2 separate regions of the Mus musculus genome follow, and region 1 is linked to region 2. A link is a loop called in an ENCODE intact Hi-C map of the cell type or tissue named here. Cell type or tissue: left cerebral cortex. All regions are shown on one strand.

Region 1 (5,000 bases), 160 kb after region 2:
TTTTTAGAAAAAGGCAGACAGACATGAACGAGCAACTTTGACACAATGGTGGCAAGTACGTGTTTCCAATTACTCACCCTCACCCCCACCTTTGGCCTAGTAAGAGGCCCTTTCACTGAGTCAGAACAAAGGTCAGTCCCCTGACCCATCACTCCAAGGCCTTTTGGTTGACTAGGGCGGGAGGTGGGCGGTGAGGGTGGTGTGTGTGTGTGCCAATTAGGTCCCGTTGTGATAAAGGTGGGAGGGAAGTTTTCTCCCAATTCACTGACCCTTGAAGGAACTTCATCACTTTTGTTTTGAGGCTGTGTGGGGGTTGGATGGAGGCAGGGCACTCTTCCTTCATCTGTCTATAGTCAGCCCTGGAACAGGGACTGTCCTTGTCGTCCTCATATCCTAAGGATAGGTGGTACTTTAATGCCTCCTCTACATAGTTCAATCTGTAATCTCACTAAGTTGACGTTGGGATAGGAAGAAAACAATGGAAACATGTAGACTAGCTACTGGTACAATGTCTGTTTAGTTTTAGAAATCACATCTACATCCGTAAAGCATGGCAGATGTCAGCTCCACTGCCCACCACCCCTTGCCGGCTCCTCCCCTTCTTCTTAATGTGGAACACAATGAACTAATTCCATAAGAAGCAATTCAGAGAAAAGTGAAAATGTAATTTACCGGGGTTCAGCTAGGACGCCCATCTTGTTCTAAATCCAACAAGTTGATCACATGTGAGGGGCCCCAGCGTACCCTAAAATATATCCATTAATTCCCAGAGATTAAAATCCATGTGCTTAAAAACAACCACAACAAAAATACCAGCTGCCTTTTGAAAGCAAGGGCGTTGGGAAATGAATGGAATCTCATGCTCCTGCTCTGTGTTCAAGAGCTTCGATGGCTACTGTGTTACATCAGGTATGTAATGAATGACAATGGGCGAGGAATCTAAATAGAAGAGGGGTGCTTGAGTAACTGTAGTTTTTATGTTCAGGGGAGCCCGAGAGAGAAAAGCCGCATTGTACCTCGGATTAATGGAGCTGCAGGATTGCATTAATGACAGCTTTGCTTTTTAGCAAAAAGGAAGATAGTTAGGGCAGTCAAAGAGAACATGGCTAGAATGTGCTCTGCTAATTGGAAATGTATATTATCTTGAGGCGATGTGTGTGCCGGGGAGGGGGCTCGGGAGGATGTGAGGGGGAGGCACAGTAAGAGGGCTGCCAGAGAGACTGGACCCAGGATGCCCCGGATTGGGTCCTACCAGCAGGGCAGTTAAAGGGTCTTTTCTTGTTGATAGGAATGGCCAGTGCCTGGACCCCACCCTCCCCCACTCCCTTTTAATTCAATGGCTACGTGGGGGCTTCTTTGATGGAGGCTTTGAAGTCGGTGGCTTTGAGATTACTCTTCCTCTGTGACCTTGACCACCAGCCATGAGGTTAGTAGGGAAGGGGAGGGGAGGAGGAAGGCTCTGGAGCTGGAAAAAGAGAAGGAAGGAGAGGGGAGGGACAGCATTTCTGCAGCATTCCAGGACTTTTCTGATCGCTCGGCAAAGCTGAAATATGATTGCAGCCTTTGCGCCGGGAAGGAAAGAAACCATTTAAATGAAAAATTAGCTGCCTTAGCGGGTCAAGCACATAGTTACATTAATGTCGTGTAGAACAATAAATCACCTTCGATCTCCAATTGAAAAAATGCTAATTTAGCTCAGCGATTCACTGATTGTACTTTGCTTCGATAGAAATCTTTTATTTAATGCGAAGCCGTGATTTGACAGCCTCCTCTAATGGTGCTCGCAGCCTCTCAGCATCTCAGTGGAATTCTGATCATGGTTTTAATATTCCGTGCAGCTCTGCCCCCTCTGATTTCACGCTCACACATTAACGAGAGCTGACACTGGAGATTAGACGCAGACAGCTGGAATGCCAGGGCTTTGTTGCGGCATGGACTGCAGCCAACGTCGTTCAACCACAGCCAAGAGGGACCTGGGAAAGTCTTCTTAAGAAGGAGGGAAAGGCAGGGTGCGGGGCTGGAGGGAGGGTGGGAGCGGGGGATGGGAGCCCAAAGAAAGGCAAGGTACTTTCTGAAGGACACAGGATAATGGAGATTTTTCGAGGAGCCCTTTCCTCGTGGAAATTCACATTTGAATCGGTTCTGGTGTGTGTTAGAGGAAGTAGGTCATTACAGGGAAATCCCAGACTGGTTCAGTATTTTTCTTTAAACTCCTCTGAAATTACAATGGAAGGCTGCGAACGATGAATGGAAACGGGCTCCCAGTCTCAGCCAGCCGCTAGTCTGAGAAACAATGGTGATTAGAACAGGACTGCTTACATAAGGAAATGTGTGTTCTCTCTTCGCCTTGAAAAAAAAAATCACTTAGTTCCAGGTGGATAAGTGGGGAACTAGAACTAGATCTATGAGCCCGGGCTGCCTGCACAGACTAGTGACTACTACCTCGACGAGAAAGGAACTCTAGTCGCCTTGATCCGAAGACAGTGTTTCTTGAGACCAGAAATCAAATAAAGATCCACAGTTTCATCTACACTAGCAACCAGGGCTCAGCCAGTGCCTTACTGCAGAGAGGGAAGAGGAGGGCACCGCCCTAGTCTGCGATCCAACTTTCTCCTGGAGAATGACTGAGAATCAAAGTAGCCCTGACTGCACATTAACACCTCGTCAAAAAAAAAAAAAAAAAAAAAAAAAAAAAAAAGGCTTCTGCTCCCGGGGGAAAGCAATTGAGTAGAAATAACAAATGTCTTCCTTGCTAACTGTATCATCATTAATAATAATTGTACTTTGCATTTTTATGGGATCCTAGGATTCTTGAGGTCTTTATAAATATGCATGGGAGAGAGGGTGATGGGGAGGCTGAAGGATGAATAGAGACGGATGTGCCCATTCAGGATGTTAGGGTGGAGTGACTGAGGCCTGCCACCGCTGCAGGGGATTACCTGGGACTAAAGAACAGCCAGCAAGCAAGTCCCAAAGCCTCACACTGCACCTGGGCTGGTGCCTACCAGATAGATAATTCCTCTACTGACACCTATGACTCGCACCCGTGAACCTGGCTTTTGGGTGGGGGAAGGTGGAGGAACTGATCTGCCTTGAGTAACTTTGTCCTATATTTCTGACTGGTACTGTCCTTTGTCCTGGTTGGGTCACTGTCACCAATATAGCTTACAAGCTGTGTTATTGAGCATGGAACTAGACAATATTCTTATTGAAAGGAAATATGAGTTGGGACCTACTATATATATATATGTGTATATATATATATGTGTGTATATATATATATATATATGTATATATATACACACACATATACATCATATGTACATATTTGCATGCCCATATATATATACACACACACACATATATATGTGTGTGTGTGTGTGTGTGTGTGTGTGTGTATGTATAGATTTGATTCCTACAAGCAGCTCATAACTGCCTATAATTACAGCCCTACCCAGAAGATCCAATAGTCCCTGTCCTCAGAGGACACCCCCATGAATGTTCACATACCCACATGTATACACACACACACACACACACACACACACACACACACACACACACCTACACATAATTAAAAAAATGATAGATCTTTTTAAAAACTAGGAGATCATATCACAGTGGTTTAGGGCCTGTAGCTTATACCACAGCACCTAAAGCCAAGTAATTAAGAACAAATCAGATAGACGTGTTCATGAATCTCACTTCTCTTAATATCACTGTGGAGTTAGCAAGGTTCTTAGCTTTTCTAAATTTGTTGTTGTTGTTTGTGAAATACAGATTTTAATAAAATAACCCGTGGCAGAGTACCTGACTGGTAGGAGCCACTCATTAAAGGTCAATTATTACTGCTCATGTTATTTACATGAGGCTCTTAGAAGCACTCAATAGGGACACACACAGGTGAACATTGCCTAACAGACTCCTTAGTGTTCATAGTACCTGCTCATTACTGTTAAGTAGCCTGTGAGAATGAAGCGTTCTAAAGCACGCTATTGTTCTCACTACTATCTTCCTAATAGATTTACACTATACTCAAGATCCTGAAAAAAAAAAACCTCAAAGCATCTTTGAAACTATTCTTTAGAATGATGACTGGGAAGCTGGGGAGATAGCTCCGTTGGTAAGGCCTACCTTGTAAGCAAGAATTCACAAGTTCAATGCCCAGAACCCATATGAGAAAGCCAGGTATGATGGCACACAATTGTAATTCCCACGCTGGGAAGACAGAGATAGGTGAATCCCTGAGAATTGTTAGCTAGCCAGCATCACCTGATAAGGGAACCTCAGGCCAGTAAGAGATCCTATCTCAACAAACAAGGTTTGTAGTGCTTATAAAATGACACTTGAGGTACACACACACACACACACACACACACACACACACCAGTACTCTTGGTACTGTGTCTTAAACATCTTTAATTACATCACATTTCCATCCTTGGAGGATGGATTTCTCAGTGGGAGCTACTAAAAGCTGTCCAGAAGCTATCTATGTCTTATGAATCTGGTGGGCAATCAAATTGGGAGAACGATTTTTCAGAAATACAAATTAGATTTGCTTTTTGTAAACTGAACCTGACCTCAGTTCCAAGAAAGCCTTATTGAGCAAATGTAGCCATTTTAGAATATGCCTATGATTTCCTAAAAAGAGAGTGCATAGAAAGAGCTATCATTCCTGGTACATCTGTAAGGGGGAGACTGGAGCGCATTATTTCATGATCACAGCTTATAAACAGACTTCCAGGAAGGAGCTTATAGTTCCATGCAGCAGAAAAAGACACCTTGAATGCTCTTTATGTTTTATCTTTATGTTTTACTGTGCTAAACACCATGACCCAAAGCAACTTAGGAAAGGAAAGAGTTAATTTTAGCTTATACTTCACAGTCCACAATGGAAGAAAGTCAAGCAGAAAACAGAAAACAAAGATAAAAGCTGTTTATAGGCTTGCTTTTTGTTCCCTGCTCAGTGAACTTTATTAACTAGCATAGACCCACCC
Region 2 (5,000 bases):
AGACTGGTGGGCTGCTGAAGAGATCAAAAGCCTCTTCATGTAGGAAGTACCTGAAGGGTCAGAAAACACTGAAGGGGGACAACTCAAGAGTTTTGTTCAATATTAGAAAGGCTTTCTGCTGTTGCATGAATGCTATATGGGTCAGCTATGTGAGCAAGAGAAGCGAGCTAGTCAGGGTTGTGAGAAGGCTGAGCTGCTGTTGCACAACTTCCTCACCTCAGGAAGGACTGGCCATTGTGTGCAGGACCAGGTGGCAGACATGGTGGAAAACCTTGCAGTTTGCGATACTTGGATGGAGTGTGAATTTATTAAGAATTTACTTTTGGAGACTTGCTTCAAAAGTATTTTAGTGGGAGAGGTAAGAGAATGAGAAAGAGGAATGGAGTGAAAATGACTGAAGTTTATTAGAATTAAAAAGAATTAAAAATATAAAGAAAGTGGACTCCAAGGGTGTAGTTGGTAGTATAGCACGTGGACTGCATGCTTGAGACCCTGGGTTTAATCTGCAGCATCAAATATGAATAAATAAACGATCCAACTGCAGTTTTCTACCACTTGGCAGATCTAGCAGCTTCCCTTTGCACTTAGAAACAGTTGCTCACTGCCCAGGCGTCCATGGTGCCTGCTGATGTGGTCCTTTGAAGTTTTATCTGCAAAGTTCTTTATCTTCTGACTCACTCCCTGGCTCATCTCTCTTCTCTCCCACTGGCCTCCTGTAAATTCCTCTAACCCTCTACATGGGCTCCCACCTCAGGGATTTTGCATATGTGACTCTGTAATCTGGAATGATCTTTTTCATCCTTCAGAGCTTTGTTGAAATCTCACCTCTTATGACCACTCTCCTTAGCAGATAGTCTGTTATCTTCCACTAATTCCTCACAGTGTTTTGAATGTTGTAATTACGTATTCAGTCATGTCTCTTCTAGCTCTAAACACACAGACACACACACACATATGTACACACACACACAAACATATATACACACACATGTATCTCCAAGTTCTAAAAAGGCATCTAGCTCTTGTTACTTGATAAAGAACTGTAAAATAAAATGAAAACAATCACAAGAGTGTTAAAAAGAAAATAAATATAGCGTGTTCTTTTAATTTTTTAGGAATCTGAGAATGTTTTTTCTAAGTGCGGCCTGAAACCTCAAAGTTATAAACACAAAGACTCCCTCCCAACTTTGACAATGTTAGGCATTTCATAATTAAAAGAAGATAAGCTGAGAAATAAAAAACCTTCACAAATTATAGAAGAAATCTCTTCAAATCAGTAAGACTAGATGAACAAACCTATGGAAAATGGTTTAATAAATTTCAGAATAAAAACAAGTGAACATTAAACACACTTAGATGTTGTTACTGAAGACGTTGGGTTTTCTAGGGTGTGGGCGGCGTATACCTGGACCACAAACACTTGGGAGGCTGTGGATGGATAATGAGTTCCAGGCCAGCCTGGGCTGTACAAGACCTGTTTCAAAGCAAACAAATAAACAAAATTGAAACAGACAGATGGACAGGTACCTCATCAGATTTTCTCCTGGTCGCTCCGTAAACACTCTGGTGGTCTGTGTGCAGAAGTAGTCAGGTATTCGTACACCATCATACACATAACATAAACAGCTAGCATTCTTGAATGTATTGCAAATTGGTGTCAGTTTTTTTTTTTGTTTTTGTTTTTGTTTAGAGATTTAGCCAAGTCTATTGAAATTTAAAATGTGCCTTCTCTTTAACCCAACACTGTTTTTTAAGTGTTAATTTTAGGAATTCATTCTTAAATAATCCTGTCCCAGACTGCAACACAAATCCAAGTCTTTAGGTTTAGCATTGTCTTCGTAAGCAAAAAACGGCAAACATCTGATGATTCAATACCATTCATACAAGAAATGCCGACATACCAAGCAGCTATGTAAAAGAACCAGGATCCAGGTCTATTTGGGAGTTTCATTTGGGAGACACGTGACTAAAGTGAATGGATGTCTGATAACGTTCTATGAAATATGAAGATTTGTGTATTGATAAATCTCATGAATATGTCTAGATAGGAAAGAAAACGCAGCGATGGCTGAAATGCTGAGCTATGGATATAATTGGGAAATTGGATTTAGGGAGAAAACTCCTTTTTATGGCAGACATTTTGCATCGCTTATTTTTGCATTTGTTTAACCAACGGGGAGGGAGGAGAGAGGGGGGCGGGGAGGAGAGATTTTCCTGGAAGAAAAATGGCGACTTTTTCCTGAGTGTCACTCTGTGCATGGTGGGAGTTGTCCCATCTAGCTTTGAGGCAGAGCAGACGCTGTGTCAATGGTTTCCCTTCTCTCTCTCCCATTCTAGCTGTAGAGGGAAAGGCACGTGGACATGGCAGGTTTTTTTTTTTTTTTTTTTTGCAAGTGTCATGAAATCTGGGTTGGGAGACACCTATATCAACTCAAAAACCTTTCAAACAGAAGATTGCCATCCCACTACGCCTGTCAGAGAGGGTGGCTGGTCCCAGAAAGTCCTCTTGTGTGCCTTCGTTGCCAAAAAGTCCAGCAGTCCTCTTTCTCCCAAACAGCTCTGGACTGGAGTCCCCCTCCTTCTGACTCTCAGGGAGGGAGTCCACAGGCCACCCGCTCCATTGCTCCATCCCAGCCCTGGCCCCGCCACTTCCCAGCAGAGCTTGGCTGTTCCTTGAACTTTCAACGCTGGTTTGATTTCCTCCTGGGGTACCACATGCTGCTGTGCAAACAGAGCACGTGGTCCCGCTAAACAAAGGAACAAGTGTGCTGCAAACCATTCCCCCCACCCCGTTCCTCCTCCCCCTCCCCCGATCGCGCCGGCTGCACCAGGAGAGGGCCAGGCCTTGCTTGCACTGCCATTTGTCACCGCAGCCCGCACACCCCGCCAGGCCTCGGGGCCCCGCAGGGATGGAGGGGGAGCAGGGGCTCGAGCCTCTGCTGCTCCCATCACCGCCCTGGAAATAGCATCTGAGCTCGCACCACCCAGCTTTCCCCCCCCTCCCCCAAGCTGCTAAGATTTCATTTCACCTCCGACAGGCTTCATGGGGACTCGCTGTGAAAAGATCACTCTCCCGGGACGCGGGCCGTGGGAGGGGGCCCGGGACTGTATACAGCTGTCAAAACGTCTCCAACAGGAGGCTGAGGCCCAGCTGCTCCAGCCTGGCTCAGGCGCCGGGCACGCGGGGAGCACAGTGGACCTATCAGTGCTGCACCGAGCGGTAATTGCATTAGGATTAGTTATCTCCCGCGCCTAGCTCATTAGCCCAGAGGATGGCTCGCATCCAGCACGAGGATGGCACCGGGAGAGGGTGTGCGTGGAACAGGTCGTGATAATGAAAGACTGCTCTCCTATTCTCCGGCTTCCCACCCGGCCCTGTATTCTCCGCCTCCCTCTTCCTGGAAACCTCATTTCCTGACTTTTTCCTGACGGTCTTATGAAATGTGCAATTTAGGAAGATTGCAATGAAGAAAACCAAAAAACCCACCACGTAGGTGGGGGAGGAGGGATTGGTGCAAAGGGTGTGGGGCCAGGCAGGAGTCAAGGCCAGCGGGGGTGGGGGGTTGTAGGGGGGAAGCAAGCGCTTGGCACGCTCTTGAGGCCAGTGCTAGCAGCTGCAGAAAGCTTAGACTATCTGGAGAGTTCAGCCTAGGACCAGCCTGAAACAACACCCACTCAGACTGAGGTAGTCTCACCTTGCTTAGAGGCTCCCTTAGAGGAACTAGCTCCTGGCAGATGGGACTCAGCCAATAATTTTTTTTTAATCGCACCTAGCATTACCTGAACATTGCCTGAAAAAAATTCTCACACTGAATGAGAATTTTGAAAAAAGACACACGTGGGACTGATGAGAGGACTCAGCTGAAAAAGCACTTGCCTCACAAACAAGCTCTGAATGCGAATCCTACTGCATCTAAAACCCGGGTCCGGGTGGCCTGCCTGAGATCCCAGCTCTCAGGGGCGGGGAGGGGAGGAGCCCTGTGCTTGCTTGTTTGCAAGTCTTGCAGGATCCAGGTCCAGTGAGAAACCCTGTCTCAAAAACAAACAAACAAACAAACAAACAAACAAACAAACAAAAACACACAGTGGAGAGAGATAAAGGAAGGCAGTGCGTTCACTTCTGATCCCCCCCCCCCACATACACACTGCAAGCACACATGTGAAGCACACAAACACACAAAATTAAAAATGAACAAAAGTCGTCATCAACTCAGGGTAACTAAGAATAAAAACTCAATCCCTACCAGACTGATCTATCACTATGTGGGTACTCTGTCAGGCAATCTAATTTTTCTAAAGATCCATATATTTCCGCAGGTTTATTCGCCCATGTGGAAATTGCCCAACATAGACCCAAAGTCATCGTATGGTATTCAGTAATGTTAGTTCCTCTGTGTCTTGTCTCCCTTAAGTAGAGCTAAACACACACACAAACACACACACACACACACACACACACACACACACACACACACACACACACACACACACCACTACCAAAACTCTTTGCTGTCTCAGGAGGAGGTGATTAACATTCTCACAGCCCATCTGAAAGGGCCAATGGAGTACAAAGTTGTTTTATAATTAAGAAATGTATCAAACTCTGGGTAGGACTAATTGCTGTGCAAATTTGATTGAGGCCTGTGAGGACAGGATTGCCTTTAATGGCTGCAGCATAGGGGACCATTTAATATGCTTCAGGAAAAGTCCAGTACCCAAGCCTCCACACTGGAGGCGATTGCATCACCAGCCATTAGGAGCGCTCCTCCATGGTTCAGAAGGAATACACCAGGGCTTTGCTTAAATAATTATTTTGAAACTGGGAGGTTTATGGAGAGTTCAGGGTTCAGATTTAGAAATGTCAGAAATAGAGTTTTTATTTGTTTCCATTGCACGTAATGAATTGCCCTTTAAATAATGAAGGGAGGAAATGCCAAGTGTTACATACTCCAGTGGACTGCCAAATGTTGAATCAGCCACCCCCACCCCAACTTTCTCCT

The links. Peaks named below come from ENCODE experiments on the same cell type or tissue, not always from the same donor. Only the 100,000 strongest peaks of a DNase experiment are listed, where the experiment ranks them.
Region 1: it touches region 2 in a loop (5-fold over the local background); 3 of 42 quality-filtered maps call a loop at or near these places.

The regions. Positions count from the first base shown.
Region 1 is chr9:41,733,030-41,738,029 of GRCm38, reverse strand. Gm35835 (a long non-coding RNA gene) reads left to right here and starts at 581. Exons shown (of 5, transcript XR_379295.4): 1 at 581-909; 2 at 1,289-1,426. RefSeq lists an enhancer at 69-3,052. In left cerebral cortex, no CTCF peak of the experiment used is centred here; DNase peaks (open chromatin) are centred at 670, 920, 1,911 and 2,362; H3K4me3 peaks cover 1,802 bases; H3K27ac peaks cover 2,240 bases.
Region 2 is chr9:41,888,687-41,893,686 of GRCm38, reverse strand. The region is part of intron 1 of Gm40513 (a long non-coding RNA gene); the gene reads left to right. It overlaps Gm36170 (a long non-coding RNA gene), which reads right to left and starts at 3,425. Exons shown (of 2, transcript XR_379303.2): 1 at 3,030-3,425; 2 at 1,288-1,474. RefSeq lists an enhancer at 1,174-4,677. In left cerebral cortex, CTCF peaks have their summits at 2,656 and 2,862; DNase peaks (open chromatin) are centred at 2,029, 2,746, 3,187 and 3,789; H3K4me3 peaks cover 1,214 bases; H3K27ac peaks cover 1,772 bases.